Regions from separate parts of the Homo sapiens genome. Here region 1 is linked to region 2. A link is an interaction called in ENCODE POLR2A ChIA-PET data of the cell type or tissue named here. Cell type or tissue: GM12878. All regions are shown on one strand. Links, peaks and the distances in the headings refer to the core of each region. The heading gives the core; the rest is flanking DNA. Region 1 overlaps ADAM17 (ADAM metallopeptidase domain 17). Region 2 has its middle 3.4 kb from the start of CYS1.

Region 1 (5,493 bases), core at 219-5,218, 580 kb after region 2:
GTTCCTTGACCTAGAAAGACAGAACCCATCACCCTCTACTAGGCAAGCCTATGAAGAGCAGTTTGCCACAGGTGGACTTCTCTGTGGACAGATGACATTAGTGAAAAGGAATGTAGGACCTTTGAGATTGTAACTTCTTAGGAAGGTTTGCTGAACGGAAGAGGAAGTCTTATGACAAGGATGCAAACAGAAGCTGCCAGATCTTCAGGGATGTGTAGGCAGAAAGCCAGAGTTGCGGGTTGGTCCTTTTATCGTTAGTGCTCTCCAGCTGCTTGGGAGTTGTAACTCTGACAAATCAGTGAAGAGGTCTTCTTATCTGTTCACTGTGAATTTTAACTCCATTTTAACCTGATAAAATGGAACCCAGAGATACATGATGTTGATGAATAAACCCACCAAAATGACAACTGCCTGAGGCCCCGATTAGAATAACCAGACCCCTTAGACATCTGTACTGTAACGACAGATTTGGGCCGGGCGCGGTGGCTCACGCCTGTAATCCCAGCACTTTGGAGACCGAGGTGGGCAGATCATGAGGTCAAGAGATCGAGACCATCCTGGTCAACATGGTGAAACCCTGTTTCTACAAAAAATACAAAAATTAGCTGGGCGTGGTGGCATGCACCTGTAGTCCTAGCTACTCAGGAGGCTGAGGCAGAAGAATCACTTGAACCCGGGAGGCGGAGGTTACAATAAGCCAAGATTGTGCCTCTGTAGTCCAGCCTGGTGACAGAGCAAGACTCCATCTAAAAAAAAAAAAAAAAAAAAAAAAAAACAGATTTGAAGATGTTTTTTAAAAAGCCAGTTAGTATTTCTGTGTAAGATGAGGTCTTTGCTATCTTTCTGAAAGTAGCTCCTTTGGTGTCTGATTTGGTGGTTACAGGCACCTTTGGAGGGTCTCATACACTTGGCTCTCAGGGGCTTCATGATTGTTGTCTGGGGTGAAAGTGAAGCCATTTTGGCATCTGCAGAGCACTTTGGAGACCCCGACCTAAGAAGTAACTATGCTCAGTTTTCCCTAAGCCTCTTCTTTTTTTGATAACTTCAGGAGGTCTGGAAAATGACCGCAGTTTTAGAGCTCCTGATAAAACCCTCAGCCTTAAAAGGGAGTTATCCTAGTGGTTCTGTACTCCAGGGTGGGAAGGTAGTGTAGAGACTTTTTGAGACACTGGTCTTGCTGGTTGATGAAAATGTTTAGGTAACAATTGGGGATTTAATTTATATAAAATGTACTATTATGCCTATTACTAAGCTCAAATATTTAAACAACTTTAAACTTGGATCATCCATATAAGTAGCCAAAGAAGGAGAAGAAACCCCTTCTCCTGCATTTCTGAATTGTTTTGTCTGGGACAACATTAACCTACAGAGGTTCTTAATTCTTGTCACTGCATGAGTGGCATGCCTGAGGTGAGGAGATTTCAAGTCTGATGGAGCTACGAGCTCTCTGTTGTGCTATTCTGCTTGTCCTTAAGTGGGCTTTGACTGGGATGTTTGGTCTCAGTATTTGTATAGCTTGCTTACCTTCGTAAGAAGAATTATAGATCCTTAACCAAGTTCACATCAGCCATTTAGCATTCTATGGAGGGAGGTTCCCAGTTCCATATCAGTGGCCTTTGGAGGAGACTGTGGTGGCCTTGCCATAACTCCAGGGTGGCTCTGATGGTGGTTTTACATTAAGAGTTTGTCTCTAGAGAAGACACAAACATTGCATGGGAATACATTTTTATGATATTATTTTGGGTCCTTATTGCCTTTTTTCTCTCAAGATGTTTTCAAACTGCAGTAAACAATCAATCTATAAGACCATTGAAAGTAAGGCCCAGGAGTGTTTTCAAGAACGCAGCAATAAAGTTTGTGGGAACTCGAGGGTGGATGAAGGAGAAGAGTGTGATCCTGGCATCATGTATCTGAACAACGACACCTGCTGCAACAGCGACTGCACGTTGAAGGAAGGTGTCCAGTGCAGGTGAGGAGTCTCTCCACAGGGATTTTGGGAAGTTGGTATAACAAGATGTCCAAAATAAGAGAAGACTGAACTTGCAGGGGCTTTAGAATCAACTGAAAGGGGTGTGAGTGTGTTTGTTTACATCTACCTCTTTTGCCCTTCACAGCAAGAAATTGCTTTCTGGGCCTGGCACGGTGGCTCACTCCTGTCATCCCAGCACTCTGGGAGGCTGAGGTGGGAGAAATGCTTGAGAACAGCCTGGGCAACATAGTGAGACACTATCTCTTAAAAAACAAAAAACAAATAAGAAAAGAAGAAGCTTTCTGGAAAGCAGTGTGACATTATGTAACAAAATCCTTGACCTTGCATGCTCCTTGGTTTAGCAGTCCTATAGTTAAAAGAATCTTTTTTTTTTTTTTTTTTCCTGAGACAGAGTCTTGCTCTGTCGCCAGGCTGGAGTGCAGTGGCGCGATCTTGGCTTACTGCAATCTTTGTCTCCCGGGTTCAAGTGATTCCCCTGCCTTAGCCTCCTGAGTAGTGGGACTACAGGCACGCACCACCATGCCCGGCTAATTTTTTGTATTAGTAGAGACGAGGTTTCACTACGGTGGCCAGGATGGTCTCCAACTCCTGACCTTGTGATCCATCCACCTTGGCCTCCCAAAGTGCTGGGATTACAGGTGTGAGGCACCGTGCCTGGCAAAATAATCTTTTTTATTTAATTTAATTTATTTATTTATTTTGAGACGGCGTCTCGCTCTGTTGCCAGGCTGGAGTGCAGTGGCGCGATCTCAGCGCACTGCAATCTCCGCCTCCCAGGTTCAAGCGATTCCCCTGCCTCAGCCTCCCCAATAACTGGGACTACAGGTACGCACCATCACGCCTGGCTGATTTTTTGTATTTTAGTAGAGACGGAGTTTTAGCATGTTGGCCAGGATGGTCTCGATCTCCTGACTTCATGATCTGCCCACCTTGGCCTCCCAAAGTGCTGGGATTACAGAGGGGAGCCACCGTGCCTGGCCTTTATTTTCTTTTTGAGACAGGGTCTCAGTCTGTTGCCCAAGATGGAGTGCAGTGGCATGATCATGGCTCACTGCAGCCTCAACCTCCCAGGCTCAATCAGTCCTTCCACCTCAGCCTCCCGGATAGACAGGACTACAGGTGTGTGCCACCTGGCTAATTTTTTTTGTATTTTTTATAGAGATGGGGTTTTGCCATGTTGCCCAAGCTTGTTGTAAAGTCCTGGGCTCAAGTGATCCACCCTTCTAAGCCTCCTAAAGTGTGGAGATTCTAGGTATGAGGCACCATGCCTGGCCCAAATAATCTTTTATTTCTTTTTTTTTTTTTTTGAGACGGAGTCTTGCTCTGTCGCCCAGGCTGGAGTGCAGTGGCGTGATCTTGGCTCACTGCAACCTCCGCCTCCTGGGTTCAAGCCATTCCCCTGCCTCAGCCTCCCCAGTAGCTGGGATTACAGTGTGCACCACCACGCCCAGCTAATTTTTGTGTTTTTAGTAGAGATGGGGTTTCACCATGTTGGCCAGGCTGGTCTCGAACTCCTGACTTCGTGATCTGCCTGCCTCAGCCTCCCAAAGTGTTGGGATTACAGGCGTGAGCCACTGCTCCTGGCTGCCCAAAGAATCTTTTGGGCAACAGAGATAAGATTTAACAAGGGTATAAGATTTAACAAGGTTTTTTTATGGCTACATCCTAATAGCAAAATTTTGGAAACAATCAAAATGACAGTCTTGGGATATGAATGTTATCATGATTCTATATACTGGAATAGTGTGGAGGAAGTAGGTTACAAGTTAGAAAGTTACCCAGGTTTTCATTTTTTATATACACTGATAGACCAGTGCCTGGCTTAGAAGTAAAAGGGTTAAACTTCAGTTTTCTGGTGAATAATTGAGATTTAACTGGATACAGTGCATATTAACGCTGTAAATACTGATGGGGAGTAGAGTTCTGGCTGCCGAGTGTCTTAGCTATGGATTGCCTTGTGGCCCCACCTTGTCTTTTTTTTTTTTCCTTGTCTTTTTTTTTTTTTTTGAGAGAGTCTCGCCCTGTTGACCAGGCTGGAGTGCAGTGGCGCGATCTTGGCTCACCGCAACCTCTGCCTTCCAGGTTCAAGCTATTCTCCTGCCTTAGCCTCCCGAGTAGCTGGGATTACAGGCATGTAGCACCATGCCCGGCTAATTTTTTGTATCTTTAGTAGAGACGGAGTTTCACCATGTTGGCCAGGCTGGTCTCAAACCCCTAACCTCGTGGTCCACCTGCCTCATCTTTTTTTTTTTTTTTTTTTTTTTTGAGACAGAATTTCTCTCTTGTTGCCTAGGCTGGAGTGCAGTGGTGCGATCTCGGCTCACTGCAACCTCTGTCTCCGGGGTCCAGGCGATTCTCCTGCCTCAGCCTTCTAAGTAGCTGGGATTACAGGAGCGCACCACCACGCCCAGCTAATTTTTGTATTTTTAGTAGAGATGGGGTTTCACCATGTTGGCCAGGCTCATCTCGAACTCTCCTGACCTCAGGTGATCCACCCACCTCGGCCTCCCAAAGTGTTGGGTTGGGATTATAGGTGTGAGCCACCTCGCCCAGCCCATCTTGTCTTTTTTAAATTAATGCGTTAAATGAATGAAAACCAAGGGCACCAAGATGTTTCACAGGTGATTGCTGTGTTCCCATTCTTTTCTCCTATAGTGTGGCATTTATGTGACCTCACGCACATTAGGAAGGGACAAAGTGTGTGCAGGTAGCTCTAGCAGCGGAGATGTCTGATGATGTAGGAGTGGGTGACGGAGCCAGGAGGTCTTCCCCGGTGATCTTCAGGTCACTGTAACGTAACTGTAGCGTTTGATTTGATATGGGGCCATAATTTGAATTGCTCTGTTCCTGTCTGCTGTTCTTCTCCAGTGACAGGAACAGTCCTTGCTGTAAAAACTGTCAGTTTGAGACTGCCCAGAAGAAGTGCCAGGAGGCGATTAATGCTACTTGCAAAGGCGTGTCCTACTGCACAGGTTCGTGTTCTTGTTGCTTCCTTGGAATGCTGTGGGTCAAGTGTGTGTGTGTCTTTGAAAAACAAGATTATGTTTTGTTCAGATGAGAGACACCTTATTTTTAATCTCATATGCCGGGTTGAGTTTCTGGCACTCCTTAGTTTGTGACACTTGGCTTTGGTGGGTTTAAGACCTGTTTCTATTTCTCTTTCATTTCCATCACTCTCCTCTTTCTCCTCACAGACATCCACTCTACTGTGGTTAATATTTGCCTGGATATGTGTATATCCTTGAAAGATCATATAGTGTTATTTTGTGCATGTATGTGTTTTTAATGTGCCAAAATGATATTCTACCTTAAATTTACTTTTAAAAAATTCAGTATCATGTTTTAAAGAATTACCCATATTGTGCTACAGATAATATAACAAGGTTTTTAATGGCTACATCCTAATAGCAAAATTTTGGAAACAATCAAAATGACAATCTTGGGATAATGAATGTTATCATGAATCTATGCACTGGAATAGTGTGGAGGAAGCAGGATACAAG
Region 2 (5,250 bases), core at 251-5,250:
AAGCAGAAGCCAGCACATCCTACATGGCTAAAGCAGGAAGAAGTAGGCAGGGGGACACACTTTAAACAACCAGATCTCACGAGAACTCACTCACTATCACGAGAACACCAAGGGGGATGTCCACCCCCATGATCCAATCACCTCCCACCAGGTCTCTCCTCCAACATTGCCGGGAATACACTTCAACATGAGATTTGGGCAGGGACACAAATCCAAACCATATCAGTCACCCCACCTACATGGTGGCCCAGGGTAACGGTAATAGTTGCATATATTCAGAGCTCGCTGGTCTATTCTGCTAGGTTTGTCATTTATTTAGGTACAGATAGCATCATGAAAGAACCATGGGGTTTGCAGAGAGAGTGGCTTGAGTCCCAGCTCTGGCTGTCTCTGGCTTCAAGACCTTAGGCCAGCTCCCCACTCTTCGGAGCCTCAGTTTTGCCATCTGTAAAATAGAGGCAGAAAATATCTATCTTACAAGGTTACCGTGAGGCTCATTTAACGAGCCACAGTCGGTAAATGGTCAGGGCAGGGCCTCTCGAAGTGTCAGCTGTCCCCGTTGGGTGGAGGTTGACTGCGCGGTGAAGGAAAGTTGCACTCCAGAGGACAGGGATCGTGCAGCCAGGGGGTCTTGTACAAATGTGCACAGGCATTAATCAGTAATCGCCATGAGCAGGCTGGGACTTCAACTCCACTTACCAAGTTAAACAGCTACAAATTAAAGAGCTAAGAGACGCTTTTAATATTTAACCTGGGCCTTGACTACAGCACTCTATTCCTTTGAGCTGATTAATTGACTGGTTGGTTCTCAGCTCTCTAATGAGAAGAAGGAACTTAAGCATCTTCCCAGGTGTCTGGGACCATGGGATGTTCGTGTGCAGAGGTGACCACCCCCACCAGGCAGCTTCCACATTAGAGAAGTTGATATTCACAGTGGGGGGTTTGAGCTTAAAGTTGGACATTTTATGTTTGTTGCACACTCTTTTTAGCCAACAGTATTTAAAGGTTAACCTCTGTAATAAATATTACACGTTAATGGTCAAATTTACACAGACTCAATTCCCTTTCCCAGCACTGCCCTCCCTCTCCCCTCAAACCTTGTCCTCAGGATGATAAATGACCCCACCAAAGCCTAGGGTCCAAGTATGTTTTGAGTGGCCTCCAAATCTCACACTCAAAACTGTGGGTTCATGGACAGGGGAGTCAGCTCACAGATCACTTTGTGTAGCAGATTTGCAAGGAGAAGGAAGCTTACGTTCACTGAGGCCAGCGGCTGTGGACACTGTACTGGATCTTTCTCAGCTGCTGTGTGCATTGCCCCTGGAGACAGGACAGTCCCACACAAACATCGTCTTACTCAGTGGGCCAGGGATGGGCACCTGAACCTCAAGTAGCTCCAGTTCAAGGCGGCCAGCTTCCTGCCTGCTCAGCTAATCGAAGCCTGTCCACCCCACCCCACCCCACAAACCCACCACCCCCCGCCCCCCGGTCTAAATTCCTAGCCGGAGTAAAAATCCAATGGGAAAAGAGTCTTATACACATGGCAGCGGAGTGAAACCACATCAGCTACCTGGTCATTTTTTTTTCTTAAATATAAGCAGGAGTCAGTGGGGGATGATGCCCTTGTCCCATGTAAAGATCTTAATCGCTCCTTAGGTCCGATGCCCACTTCTCACTCCCATCTCCTTTTATACCCGCTGACTGTGTCCCGGAGTCTCATCTGTCAGTCCATTGACCCCGTTTCCTCTCCAGCGTCTGTCATCATGGCATAGACTGCAATTGCTCAGCCTGTGTCATCTGGCAGCTCTCTACTGTCAGTTTTCCATCTTTCAGAAATGCGTTGAAACCTCTCCTTTGTGATTTCCCTCCTTCTTACAACTCCTCCTCTATCCCTTTTTCTTTTATCTTAATTCCAGCAAAGTCGCAAGTACCAAGAGAAGGCAACTCTGCACCCGGTCTGCTGTTTTGAGCCAGAAGCCATGAGATGCCTCTAAACGAGAACTGCTCTAGTCATGGAAAGTATGCATCGTAAATTCCAGTGCTAAACCTTTTGTTTAGATGGGGTACAAGTCATTGTCATTTTACTGTCAGAATTTTTTACAGTGTTATAGAACGCACCAAATCAGCCATGACCTGGACCTGCCAACCCTAAGGACCTCATGTATCTTATTTCTGAGTAAATATTGAAAAAAGTTCTGTAACTCATTAATTGTCCTTAATGAATAATGGTGATTCACCCTTATATTTTGTTTTCCCCTCTTGATGCCGAAACCATGAAACCAAATACAAAAGCTTGGACACTTTGGTAAAAGACAATAGCAATTATGTGGGCTGCTGCTGTCCAAACATATCAGCATTCGTTAATAGCACTGTGGCTCTCTCAAGTTACCGATTAAGCATTAAAAATAGAAACATGGCTTGCTTATGTTTCAAATGCCGTCTCATTTATCACCCAAATGCAAATATTATCTGTCTGCATATTCATAAGAACCAGCACCTGCACAACACATCTTTCTTACGTAACGGCTTGGGAGTGCCATGATTGGTGGGAAACTGCAGGATATCTGAGCAGGGAGAGTAGATCTGCGAGTCCTGAAGCAGGGGCCCTGGAGTGGGGTTTTGAAAGGTGGGTTGGTTTGGCAGGCTATTGTAATGACTGGTCCATGAGTCGTGGTGGGAGGAACTGGCTTCATCTGCAGTAGATGCCTGGCTACTCCTGAAACCAAGGAAAACATCGTTCGGGCGCCCGAGTCCTTCCGAAAAGTATCACCAACTGTAGTCCTCTTCCAGGGTTTAATTTGTTTAAGGAAAGGAAGTTCTATTTTCCCAGAGTTAAGCAGAGAGTTCCCAAACTGGGCTTCACCTTCCACCCACCATCACCAGCACCCACGAGCACTATCACCGCATAAAAGAATCCTTCAGCTGCAGGTGTGACTGCCAGATATTTTCTTAAGAAGGATTACACCCCATTTCAGTTCTCCAATATTCCTGAGACGTTGCTAACTCTTTCGGACAAAAATTCTAGAGACGATCTTAGGGACATTAGTCATGCGGAAAGCTTTTAGGTTGTTTGCTTATTATGGGAAGCTTCTAATAAAATCAATCTGAGTTTTCAGCATATTTGATGGAAGCCAGGTCTACAAATGTAGCAGATTTTAAAATGTTCTCTCAAAGTGGAAAGAATGCTGGCTCTGGCATTCCTCCCGCTGAAGCGGAGCTAATGACAAGTTTTGGGAAACAGTGTTGGAATCAAGAGTGGCCAGAAAAATTGGTTGCCCTGGGAGGTGAACACAGGGAGCTGTGGATGTATTTAAACATGAGTCACATGACTAGCTTCTATTTAGGCAGAAGCAAAACATGTTTTCCTTTAAATCATTAAACTGAGTGAACTCAAGAAAAATCTCGTTTGCCTCTAAGTGTTGTTGTTCTTTGGGGTTTAAAGAGTTTCAAGATGAGATTTGTTTTCTTAAAAACTTATATCAATAGCTTCCAAACGAGACACATCTGTAGACTTAGCGCACCCAAATGACATCTGTGTTTGGCCCCACATCCTACACCTGGATGGTTAAGATGGCACATCAAAAAAAAGGGGGGGAGAGGCCAGGCACGGTAGCTTACGCCTGTAATCCCAGCACTTAGGGAGGCCAAGGCAGGTGGATTACCTGAGGTCAGGAGTTCAAAACCAGCCTGGCGAACATGGTGAAACCCTGTCTCTACTAAAAATACAAAAATTAGCCGGATGTGGTGGTGCGTGCCTGTAATCCCAGCTGCTCAGGAGCCTGAAGCAGAAGAATCACTTGAACCCGGGAGGCGGAGGTTGCAGTGAGCAGAGATCCGGCCACTGCACTACAGCCTGTGCAACAGAGCGAGACTCCGTCTCAAAAAAAAGGCAGGGGGGATCATAAATACTTCCCTTTAAAAAATTTTTTTTCTTTTCTTTTTGCTTTTTCTTTATTGTTTGTTGTTGTTGTTGTTTGTTTTGTTTTTTTTTTTTTTTGAGACGGAGTCTCTTTGGTTGCCCAGGCTGGAGTACAGTGGTGCGATCTCGGCTCACTGCAACCTCCGCCTAACGGGTTCAAGTGACTCCTGCCTCAGGCTCCCGAGCAGCTAGGACTACAGGTGCCCTTCACCATGCCCGGCTAATTTTTGTATTTGTAGTAGAGACAGGGTTTCATCCTATTGGCCAGGCTGGTCTCGAACTCCTGACCTGAAGTGATCCGCTCGCATCAGCCTCCTAAAGTGCTGGGATTACAGCCTCATTTTTTTTCTCTTCTTTTTCTTTTCCCTCTCTGTCTCACCTCTCTTCTCTCTCTCTTTTCTTTTCTTTCTTTCTTTTTTTTTTTTTGAGACAGAGTCCAGCTCTGTTGCCCAGGCTGGAGTGCAGTGGCGTGATCTCGGCTCACTGCAACCTCCACCTCCTGGGTTCAAGTGAGCATGCCCAGCTAATTTTTGTATTTTTAGTAGAGACAGTTTCACCATGTTGGCCAGGCTGGTCTCAAACTCCTCACCTAAAGTGATCTGCTCGCCTCAACCTCTGAAAGTGTTGGGATTACAGGCATGAGCCACCACGTCCAGCTAGATTATAAATACTTTCTTGTTCTTTTTTTTTTTTTTTTTTTTGAGACGAGCCTCACTCTGTCGCCCAGGCTGGAGTGCAGTGGCGCGATCTCGGCTCACTGCAACCTCCACCTCCCGGGTTCACGCCATTCTCCTGCCTCAGTCTCCTGAGTAGCTGGGACTACAGGCGCCCGCCACCACGCCCGGCTAATTTTTTGTATTTTTAGTAGAGACGGTGTTTCACCGTGTTAGCCAGGATGGTCTCGGTCTCTTGACCTCGTGATCCACCTGCCTCGGCTTCCCAAAGTGCTGGGATTACGGGCGTGAGCCACCGCGCCCGGCCTCTTGTTCTCTCTTAATAATAAAAATAAATGGATGTGAATCTGAGTCCCATTTTTATTCCATTTTCTTAGGCATATGTTTTTTAATGTCTACTCCTGAAGTGATAAAATAGTAGAATTTCAAGTCTGTGGTTGGGAAAGTTTAGCCGAAATTCCATTTTCACAATTATTCTGGAATCCAATCAATCAGGATAAAAGTTAATGTCAAGTCAAGATAGGTGAGTTAAACCCAGGACTTTTGAATTGCCCTGTCTTGGAAAGGCTGGAATTTAAAGTTGCAGGAGGTGGGCAAGGGAAGGAAGTAATCACATTTAAGTAAAACACAGAACCAACCAACAGGAAGGCTCGCTGG

The links. ChIA-PET counts read pairs that join two places held together with the same protein. Peaks named below come from ENCODE experiments on the same cell type or tissue, not always from the same donor. Only the 100,000 strongest peaks of a DNase experiment are listed, where the experiment ranks them.
Region 1: POLR2A ChIA-PET joins it to region 2 with 5 read pairs; 2 of 35 experiments call an interaction of 5 or more read pairs at or near these places.

Annotation. Positions count from the first base shown.
Region 1 is chr2:9,501,642-9,507,134 of GRCh38, reverse strand. It overlaps ADAM17 (ADAM metallopeptidase domain 17), which reads left to right. Exons shown (of 19, transcript NM_003183.6): 12 at 1,770-1,969; 13 at 4,859-4,962. It also overlaps a transcript of IAH1 not described here. Among named protein-coding and RNA genes, the nearest start is that of IAH1, 30 kb to the right of the region's middle. In GM12878, for the core only: no CTCF peak of the experiment used is centred there; no DNase peak of the experiment used is centred there.
Region 2 is chr2:10,081,215-10,086,464 of GRCh38, reverse strand. No RefSeq gene overlaps it. Among named protein-coding and RNA genes, the nearest start is that of CYS1, 3.4 kb to the right of the region's middle. RefSeq lists an enhancer at 3,436-3,495. In GM12878, for the core only: no CTCF peak of the experiment used is centred there; DNase peaks (open chromatin) are centred at 2,444 and 3,507; H3K4me3 peaks cover 645 bases; H3K27ac peaks cover 1,941 bases.